Regions from separate parts of the Homo sapiens genome. Here region 1 is linked to region 2. The links are chromatin contacts, found by Hi-C or POLR2A ChIA-PET in ENCODE. All regions are on one chromosome and are shown on one strand. Each heading gives the region's core, a stretch centred on a gene start or an enhancer-like site at or near the end of the contact. The rest is flanking DNA. Distances are from core to core; before and after follow the strand shown.

The links. Hi-C counts contacts between places; a loop is a spot of excess contacts on that map. ChIA-PET counts read pairs that join two places held with the same protein, here RNA polymerase II (POLR2A). Pooled maps may share reads with other maps.
Region 1: a loop to region 2 is called in a pooled map, with 5 times the contacts of the local background. The contact joins two enhancer-like sites. A Hi-C loop is called at or near these places in 11 of 50 pooled maps. POLR2A ChIA-PET finds 5 or more read pairs at or near these places in 2 of 52 experiments (activated CD4-positive, alpha-beta T cell and activated naive CD4-positive, alpha-beta T cell).

The regions. Positions count from the first base shown.
Region 1 is chr4:122,665,135-122,670,034 of GRCh38, reverse strand. All of the region lies in intron 10 of IL21-AS1 (IL21 antisense RNA 1), which reads right to left. Among named protein-coding and RNA genes, the nearest start is that of IL21, 47 kb to the right of the region's middle. Within about 2 kb of position 3,059, at least 3 of the 41 ENCODE cell types and tissues checked have a DNase peak (open chromatin) inside an H3K27ac peak, as active enhancers do.
Region 2 is chr4:122,575,970-122,580,653 of GRCh38, reverse strand. No RefSeq gene overlaps it. Among named protein-coding and RNA genes, the nearest start is that of IL21-AS1, 41 kb to the left of the region's middle. Within about 2 kb of position 2,118, at least 3 of the 41 ENCODE cell types and tissues checked have a DNase peak (open chromatin) inside an H3K27ac peak, as active enhancers do.

The sequences.
Region 1 (4,900 bases), core at 1,810-4,309, 88 kb before region 2:
CCACTGCACTCCAGATGGCAACAGAGTGAGACTCTGTCTCAAAAAAAAAAAAGCCTAACCTGGTAGCTGCTTTTGAAGCATCAGTACACATGACCCACTTTCTCAGGTGACCCAGAGAGGAGCTGCACCAATCACAGATTGATGGGGATTCAGTGTGGAGTGTGGGGACAGTGGAGACAGGGTTCAGTGGTACAGGCAGTGCCCACAGGTCACCGTGGAATTCGGGGGACTGAATGTTTCTCATGTGCCCCAGTAAGAAAATATGGAGGTGCCAAAAGCACTGGTGGACTGGTTTGTCCTGCCCTGGCCAAGACTGTGCCACTGAAGTAAAGTGGTTGGACTCACAGGCTTCAGCAAGGGGAATTTATCAAGGGGAATTTGTATCTGTTTTTAGGTGGGAGGGGGTAGAATAAGGCAGATATCTTGTCTTTATAATTCTCTGTCCTGTTTTTAAGCAAACAGAGGGAAGACAGAGCTCTCCTGCATCTGCTTCTTAATTGCTTTAGTGTAAAAAAATTATGTTAAAGAGGCATATTTTGAGGTGGTGTAATCTGGTTTCCTTCAGAGTCAAGGAAGAGACCAAGTCTTGTGCCACTAACTTTTTTTTTTTTACACAATTTTTTTTTTATTGCTTGAAGACTGAAAGCTTCTTGAAAAGACAGGCCACGGTTTACCCATGTTTGTATTCCTAACACCTAGCATTGTGGCCAGTCCAGAGCAGGAGCTTCAAAATCCTTGTGGAATTGAACTGAATGATCTTCTTTCAATCCTACTCTCTCCCCTTGCCTGCAGCATCCGACCTGCCTCCTAACTTCAGAGAGAAAAATCAGACCTGGGACAACATACACACACCACCACTCTCCTCCTCTCACACTGCAGGAGCAGGTTTCCCGAAGTTCTTTCTTTGGCCTTCTGTTCATTCCTTCTCATTCCACCCATCTCCCCATCATGTCTCCTGTCTCATGGCAACACTGCTGTGACAAGTTTCATCTCTGTGGGGCTCTGGAGACCCTTCAAAATGTGGCTTTAGGCTGCCTGTTCAGCCTCATTGCTTGCTGTTCTTCACTCTGGCCAGGCTGCTTTCCCACAAAGTGGCTGCTTTCTTCACCACTCCTGTGCCTGGGATGCCTTTTCCTCTTCTGACTCCAACCTTTACATCTCATTCTTCATGGCTCCAGCACAATGTCAATCTTGATGGTGAAAGATTTAGATGAAAGCAAACATATGTTTTCAAAATCTTACGTCTTTTAAATCCTAATTTTTCAGGCATTTAGGGACAAAGAGCTAAGAAAAAGAAAATATCAATCTCCTCTTTCTTCTATGTCCTCTGCATCTTTCTCTTAATTTCTGCTCTCCTCCCTTCAAAACACAGACACACACAGACACACAGGCACACACACACACCAACACGCACGCACACACTCAGAGTGGTAACTTTCATGGGTGGAATCCCTGGTGCCAACAAGATTATTTAGGATCAGGGGAGTTAGGACCCACAAACTTCTCATCTTTCCCCAGCTCTGACTCAATTGCTGTTGGGCTCTTCTTACATCTGTTAAGAATAAGACAGAGTAGGGAACAGAGTAAGGGATGAGTCAATATTAGAAGTTTAAAGAAAGGAATTAGAGAACTGGAATTGTTTTAAAATGCTGGGAAAGTGACTCCCATAATCCCAGAGATTTATGCCGTTGTTTATAGTGACTAGCAGGGAAGGAATCGTCAAATCTTTGGAGCTTGAAGAAAATAATTTTCCCACCTATGCTAGCAAAGAAAATTGCTATTGATTTGTAACACTACGGTTAGAGTTGAGGCAATAATTTCCCTTCTAAATTCTCAAAAATGTAGCAAACCAGATTTTAGTTTGTGAAAACCATAAAAATTTCTGACTAAGCCAGGGAGAGAAAAAGAGTGTGTCTGGTAGAGTTTATTATGCGACCAGGTTGAAAATGGGACATTTCGAAAATTGAAAATTATTCTGACCAGGTTGAGAATGGGACATAGGGTAATGGTTGATTTCATGTGTCAACGTGGCCAGGCTGCATTACCCAGATATTTGATACATTATTCTAGATGTTTCTGTCTTATAAAAAAGTGTTTTCTAGATGACATTTACATTTAAATTGGTATATTTTGAGTGAAGTAGCTTGCCCTCAATAATGTGGATGTGCCTCATTTAATCAGTTAAAGGCTTTAAGAAGCCTGGTTTCTGAATTCTGTGGGCAGTCGGCCTTCTGACTTGAACTGCAGCACTGACTGTTCTCTGGGTCTCCAGCCTGATGGCCTCCTTGCAGATTTTGAACTTGCCAGCCCTGCAATCATGTGTGGGTCAATTCCTTAAAATCTCTCTCTCTTTTTCAATAGACACATAGACAGATGAAGATCAATTGATCTATCTATCTATCTATCTATCTATCTATCTATCTATCTATCATCTATCTACATCCTGTTGATTCTGTTTCTCTGGAGAACCTTAACTAATTTATTGTTCTACATAAGCTTGGAAACTTCCCTGAAGAGTGAATTCATAACATCTCAACACCGACCTTACTTTCATTCTACCTTTAGAAGCAGATCATTCTAATATCTTTATCTCCCTTGGAAAAAAATTATAAGCATTATCTGTGGACAAGGAGAAAGGGCAAATGAAGCCAATATAAAATTCAGTTTGATAGATATTAATTTTGTAGCACAATATGTGATTTTTTTTGTATGAACTAATTTTAATTACCCTCCCCCCATGCAAAAAAAGAAAAGGGAGGAGGAGGTAGAGAAGAAAGAAGGAGAAGAAGAAGAAGAAGAAGGTGAAATAAACAATAGTTCTTTAAAAGATATGTAAAACAAAAAGTGGCATCCGTCCAGGATGAATCAATAGGTTGGCCAACCCCTTTTCTAGTAAAATGATATTCAGCTGTAAGAAAAGCAACCACAAAGGGTTTTTTTTTTTTAATCTTTACTCTCTCTCTTTTTTTTTATAATTTATGAGTCGTACACAGTCTATTTCAAAGTCTCATTTAACTTTCTGTAGTGAATCATCCCCATTGCAGTTTCTTAGGAATGCTAGTGAATCACTCTTTTAAAATGTTTTAAGTACTTAATGTTCCTTAGTATTTAACATTCAATAAATTTGCTGTTACTATTTATGAATGCTTGTAACTATTTTTATAAGATAAACATTTTCCAGAGAATTGAGTATTTAAATGAGATAAGAAAGGATACTGTCTGATTTCTGAAATTCCTGGAAATATATTGAGTGGACAAGATCAGGAAACAGAATAGCATGGTATAAAAAGCCCTGAATTTGAAGTCTGTGTTCTAGTGCTGGCTGTAATTACCTGGGTCATCTTAGGCAAAGCTATTTATCTTTGAATCTCAGTCATCATCTTATCTATAATATCAGAATTTTATTATGGGCATGAGAGATTATTTTACATTAGAGGGCTTGCTGCAGAGAGGGATTCATCTGCCTTGGTGTGATTTAGTAGAATCAATAGTGTAACATGTAGCAAAAATGCATAGTGGGAGGAGGTGAGAGAGTCAAGAGGACATTGCAAGGGTCTTGCCCAGGAGCTCTGGGCTAAAAAGAACCAGGTGACCCCCCTGGGTTGACAGGAAGGTCTAGAATTGGGTCAACAGAGTTTTTCCTCCAACCTAGGCTTGAAGGAGGGGCCTAGAAAGTATAGCCATAGAGCATGGCTGAGCAGGATGAGAACTCACCACATGGCCTGGGTGTCAAGTGTTCTTTCTAATGGCAGAAGGTGTAAGAGATCCCTGCAGATGGGGGCACCTCTGGCCTGCAAAACCAGAATATCCAGGAAACTTGCTTCTAAGGAAATTCCAGCTCTTTCAGGAAGATTGCCTTGAAAGGGATGGTTCTTGCTATCAAGGAGTGCATGTGTGGATAAAAATACATACCTCTCTGAATTGTCTGAAGGATAATGTACCTAAAGGACTTAGCACAGTGCTTGGTATGTAGCAGGCCTTCACTAAATGACAACTGTCATTGTGTTTACTGTTACTATTATAATTTTCAAATGGGAGAAGGAGGTGTGAGAAATGAAAGCCCATAGAAAAGGCAGACTCTGAATTATTTCTGAGTTACTCTAGAAAGTACTTAAAAACACTTGGTGTTCTCTGGATGAGCAGAACATAATCATAAACTGATGTAGCTCAGATAATTCATCTGAATTATCATGACAGGGGTGGGCCAGGGAAGCCTAGAGATGTGAGGTTTCTAGAGCTGCCTGGAGGGGGCTAATGCTACCCCACAGGCCCATGTCCACTGGGTGTGGGAGGCCTGAGTAAGTCATGGGTGCTCTTGTAAATGAGTAGGTGATTATGTTAAAGCATCAAATCAGCATACATGTATTCATTAATTTGTGTTAAGCAGAAATACTAGGAAGAGGAACTAACAAGTCCCGCCACAGTCCAGGCACTGAGCTTATTTTATACTTTGTAATGGTCTTAGGTGTATCCTTCCTCCCATTTTCTATTTGAGAAGACAGAGGTACAGAGAGCTTAAGTGACTTTTCCTAGCTGGGTCTAAAACTGGGATGGAAACCCAGGGCAATCAGTCCTCCAACTCCCTGTATTTTCCTCCACACGGTATTTTGATTGTGTAAGCTCCTTTCTGCGCCTTCTCTTTCTTGACAGCATTATTTCCTAAGCATTCCTCTATATGCAAGTAATTACTATTTGACATGGTACTTTGCAGTAAAACTGTCCTCTTGTGGGCACTGACCTACATTTTTTGAAGTGTTTTCCTCGTGGTGTTTGTTAACTGTTGCTGAGTAGCCTGCTATTTCTCAGGGTGCTGGTGAATTCGGTGATGGCACATAGCTAAGCAATTGGCATGTTTCATGGCTGCAAACCACCTGTGCCACCAAATAGGAGAAACAAAGGG
Region 2 (4,684 bases), core at 869-3,368:
TTTTGTGAATTTCTACTTCATGCTCTTAGCACATTCTCCTATCTATTATCAGTTTGTAGGAGGATGTATTCATTTTTGCATGTCTGATGGCTGGTGTAGAACCTAGCACATAGCAGCCATTCAATAAATATTTGTTGACTCTCCATTCACTGGCTGCACAGGTTTGTTTATCTGCACAGGACACAGGGGTTTCTAAGTTTGAATCCTGACTCTGCCAATAACTTATTGTCTAACTTTGAGAAATTCATCTTCTTGGAATTTAAGAATGCTGACCACAGCAAGACCCCCAGTAGGCCTGACGCCATGCATTCCCTGACCATAATACTTTAAAGACAATAGATGCTATACTATAAAAATTGCTGAAGAATAGCCCAGGAATAAGAGTGAGGATTATCCACCTGGTATACTGAGAAGCACCACATGGCTGGCCTGTCCTCAAACCTTCCTCTTTCTTCATCTGCCAGAAGACCAACATTCATCTTCCAGCAGCCTTTATACTTTATAAGTCCTCATGTGCATGCTGTGTAGGAACCTGTGAGATGTCACTGGCAATCATTTGGACCATCATTCCATAGACAGCAGATGCTGTAGGGAATGATCTCAGGGCATTTTATTTGTCTACGGTTATACATTGGCAACACTTTAGAAAAAGTTTTGCACATTCAGCCCTCACAGTAACCTGTGAGAAAGTGCAAAAAAAAAGGTACTCATTTAAAAATGTTTCCAGACTTCAGTAATGTTAAGATGCAAGAAAAAATATATTTTTATATATAAATATATAATATATATTTAGCATATATATACACTATATAAATATATAATATATATTTAGCATATATATATATACTATATAAATATATAGTAATAACCATATTTTACAAGAAAGATGGAAAGAGATGGAATGTCTTAGCCAAAGAATCAAGATGTGAATGTGTGTTTCCTTGGTTCAGTGCGCTTTATATGATAGGTTTGCTAAAGCAAAGAGGGTAAAAAAGAGCTTAAAGCTTGAGATCAAGTCTGCCAAAGGGGAGGAGGGCCTGGCAGGGAAGAGGAGGGGAGCTGAGAGGTTGGGCCACAAGCCGGCAGAACCTTGCCCAGTTTGTGATTTTTGCCTTTGGCCACCTTGTTTCTGACCATAGATTCCAAACATTCCAAGCTGTGAGAACTATCTGTCTTACCTTTTATTTTCCTTTATCATTCTATTTTCCTTACTGGCACCTTGTCCCATCTTCAGATGTGTGTCATTTTCCCCATTTCTACCAGACACATCCACCAGAATGTTCACATTCTGAGATAGAAAAGACTCTTGGCTCAAATCAATGAATTTCCAATGGTATAACTTAGGAGCCATGATAGACTGTGGGAGAGGCATTTTTGTCTAGACATTCAAATTTATATGTGTCTATATATAAATTTAAAGTTATAACTAAAAACTATTTGTGACCTTGGTACTATATTTAACAAATATGCCAGTCTGTTTTTGCGATGCTGATTTGGTAGCTTGTTTAATGGCACCACTGCATCAGGTGAGGCTGAAATACTTTGTTTCTTACAAGGCTTTGCACATGCCCATTTTACTTTTGAAATCTTGTTGCCATCAGCTTCTGTCCCCAGACAGCCAAGTTAAGCTGGTTGAGTTAGACCACAGTAGGTTAAGATTTTAGGCTTGCTTGAGGGAGCTCTGCCTCCCCCTCTCTAGGGGCTTTATGGCAGTTATCAGCCAGCAGTTGACAGTAACACAAATATCTACGAAGCATCTATAGCAGCATGGAGTCACCCATATGTTAAGGGAGAACTCAACAAAAACGTGATTTTCAGTGTTGTAAAATCTGCCCCGATTGACTGCCTAACTTCCTCCCCTTCATCCCGTTTTAAGAGAAATGAGGCTTTTTGTCTGATAAAGTTCTTTCTTTGCCCACATGAAAGAAGTGCGTATGTCTCTGTGGAGCAATTAATTGCAAGCTTGTTGAAGAACAGTTGTCTGTGGAGACAACCACAGCTTCGGTTTTCAGGCCACCAGCCCCTATGGCTGTCTTTCTTCCTACCATCTGTTTAAGCAGGAGCAGTAGTTTGTGCGAACTCCAACTTCAAGCATGTCATTTCCGAAACCACAACAAGTCTCTTAAGCTTCCTGAACAAAGTGCTCAGAGTGGAAAGCCCTGAAGTTCTCTTGGGCCTCCTAAAACCACAAAGCTAACTACTGAGCAAAGCCCCAGAGCATCCGAGCACAAAGTGCCTTCCTTGGAGCTCATCATAGAACATGAAAAAGTTATTGAGAGTATGATTAAGGAGGGGTGGGCAGTGTCTGCCCTCTCCGCTTAGATTAATAACACCATCTAGATAGTCTGCACCAGTGATGGTTTACAACCTTTACAAGCACAAGGACCTACTTGTAATATACAATTTTAAAATAATGGCATTATTAGTAGACTCTAATTAAGAAAGTCTGTAATAACTAGAAGCTAATGTGAATTCAGTAGTTCTTTTAAATAAATTTATATTTTACTAGTTATAATAATCTTCATATTAAATATTTTTGAAAAATATTGGTACATTTATTTGCACAAAACATTTTTTCACTACTGAAACGATCCCTCTAGAATCGAGATTCACGGACACTTTGCAGTAACTCCATGGCCCACTAGAGGTCTCACCAGAGGTTAGGGGAACTAACTAGGTGTAGTAACAGGTCTGCAAGCTCTCATGGAAGAGAATCAACTATACATTTGGATAGTTTCAATGCAATTGAATGCAATATTTCAATTTTCAATAGCAATATTTATTTATGGATCTAGGATTTCTGGAATTCCTCTTGTCATATAATGCCAAGAACTGTGTATCTCTGAAGATCAGTTAAGTTTTCTTGCTCCAGGCAATGGAAACTATATAATTCCCTGCATTTCCAGTTTGCATTAGCCATAATTTAGAACTAAATGCAATGCTTAGTTGTGGTAATCACCTTGTGCCAAAGTCCCTGTACTGTTTCTGCTCCTTCCTCAAGATTGTTTCTAGTTTGCCATCTTTATTTTTCTAATGTCCATTTGACTGTGATATTCATTGTAGCTCTCCTTGTCTCATTGAAAATAGATGGACATAAATTATAAACAAACACCCTCTTTAAAAGGCCCTCGTCTGTCTGTGAGTCCCCAGGGTAGCTAAAAAGGGTAGAATGCCCTGCATTTCTGGGCCACTAAGCTATTCTGCCAACATCTCCTCTGCTAAATGCATACTATGGACCATGTCATCCAATTTCCTAGGCCACATTTCTCTGAGATGATGGGGAGTACAGGGTAGGTACAGTGGTGGCTGAGCAATGTGACTCAGTATCACAACACCCACCCTACACAGGCCTGCAAAACAAAGCAAAGCAAAACCTCGTCAATTCTAAGAAATGTAAGAGACCTAACCAATGTCCATGGGCAGCAAAAGCTGCTCCTGCAGGTGCCAGGGGCTCTCCCCAACATTCTCATGCCAAACTCTCCTGATTACTGCTCCAGGAAACAAAAACTTTCCTTCTTTTCTATTTTATTTTTTAATCTGAACTGTTGCCTCTTTCTTGTTCCAGCCTGTCTCCTTTACTCTCAATCTACCTAATTTCTCCAAAGGACTAATGCCATTTTACCACTGGGGGGCAATGCAGATAAAGAAATGACGAATTAACAGGCTTGATGCTCTAGGCCACAAAGTTTTAGTTGTAAAATTATTCTGTATATTGTGCTTTAAAAACTTGTTTTTCTCCATGATGTTTTTTCTCTCTACTTTTAAACTCACATTATGGTGATGTGCACATTTATACATCTATATTCATATCAATGTTTTTATGAATAGGTTGTCTTCGATTCTCTCAGGCCTCTTTAAAACATGTCTCTTAGGACATAGTGCTGTGACATGTACATCAAAATAGAAGCCCAGACGTCATTGCATTCAACCAGGGCCTCTTTAGGGTACCAGCCACAAAGTTTGGATGATGAGATATTTTTTAGAATTAGCCCTTTCAGACAGTGTTGTGAGAGGACTACAGAATAAGGGGTTCTCTGAACTTTAAAGGAAGCCACTCTCCTGTTGGTAAAAATTACATACTTACAAATATCCAGTCTGTTGAGTAATTTCCCGCTTTATTATAAAGACCCTGGGAACTGATCAGCATATTGTGAATTGGTTAATGTGAGTCAGACCCTCTAAACTGGCACATCTGAGCTTGCTATGCGAGACTCCAGGTGCTGAGTGAAGCATGGTGACCTTACCAGGCCCTGCCTGAGGGCTAGTTGCTTTGCTCCATTATCACTAGGAGCCTACTCATAAATGTGGACATAGTATTTGCTTCACTTTCATTTTAAGAAAGAAAAGGATGTTAATGAGCAATAAGAAATTATCTGAAGGTATAAAACTTATTGGTAATAGTGGGTACATAAACAAATACAGAATATTGTAACACTGCAATTGTGGTGTATAAACCACTCATATCTTGAGTAGAAACAATAAAAGATGAACCTATCAAAAATAACTACAACAGCTTTTAAGACATAGTATATAATAAAATATAACATGAAACAACCAAAAGTTTAAAGGGAGGATTAAGTAAAAGGGTAGAGTTTGTATTAGCTTTTATCTTTGCTTCTTTGTTTTTGCAATCAAGCTTACGTTGTCATTAGTTTAAAATCATGGGTTATGGCTGGGCTCAGTG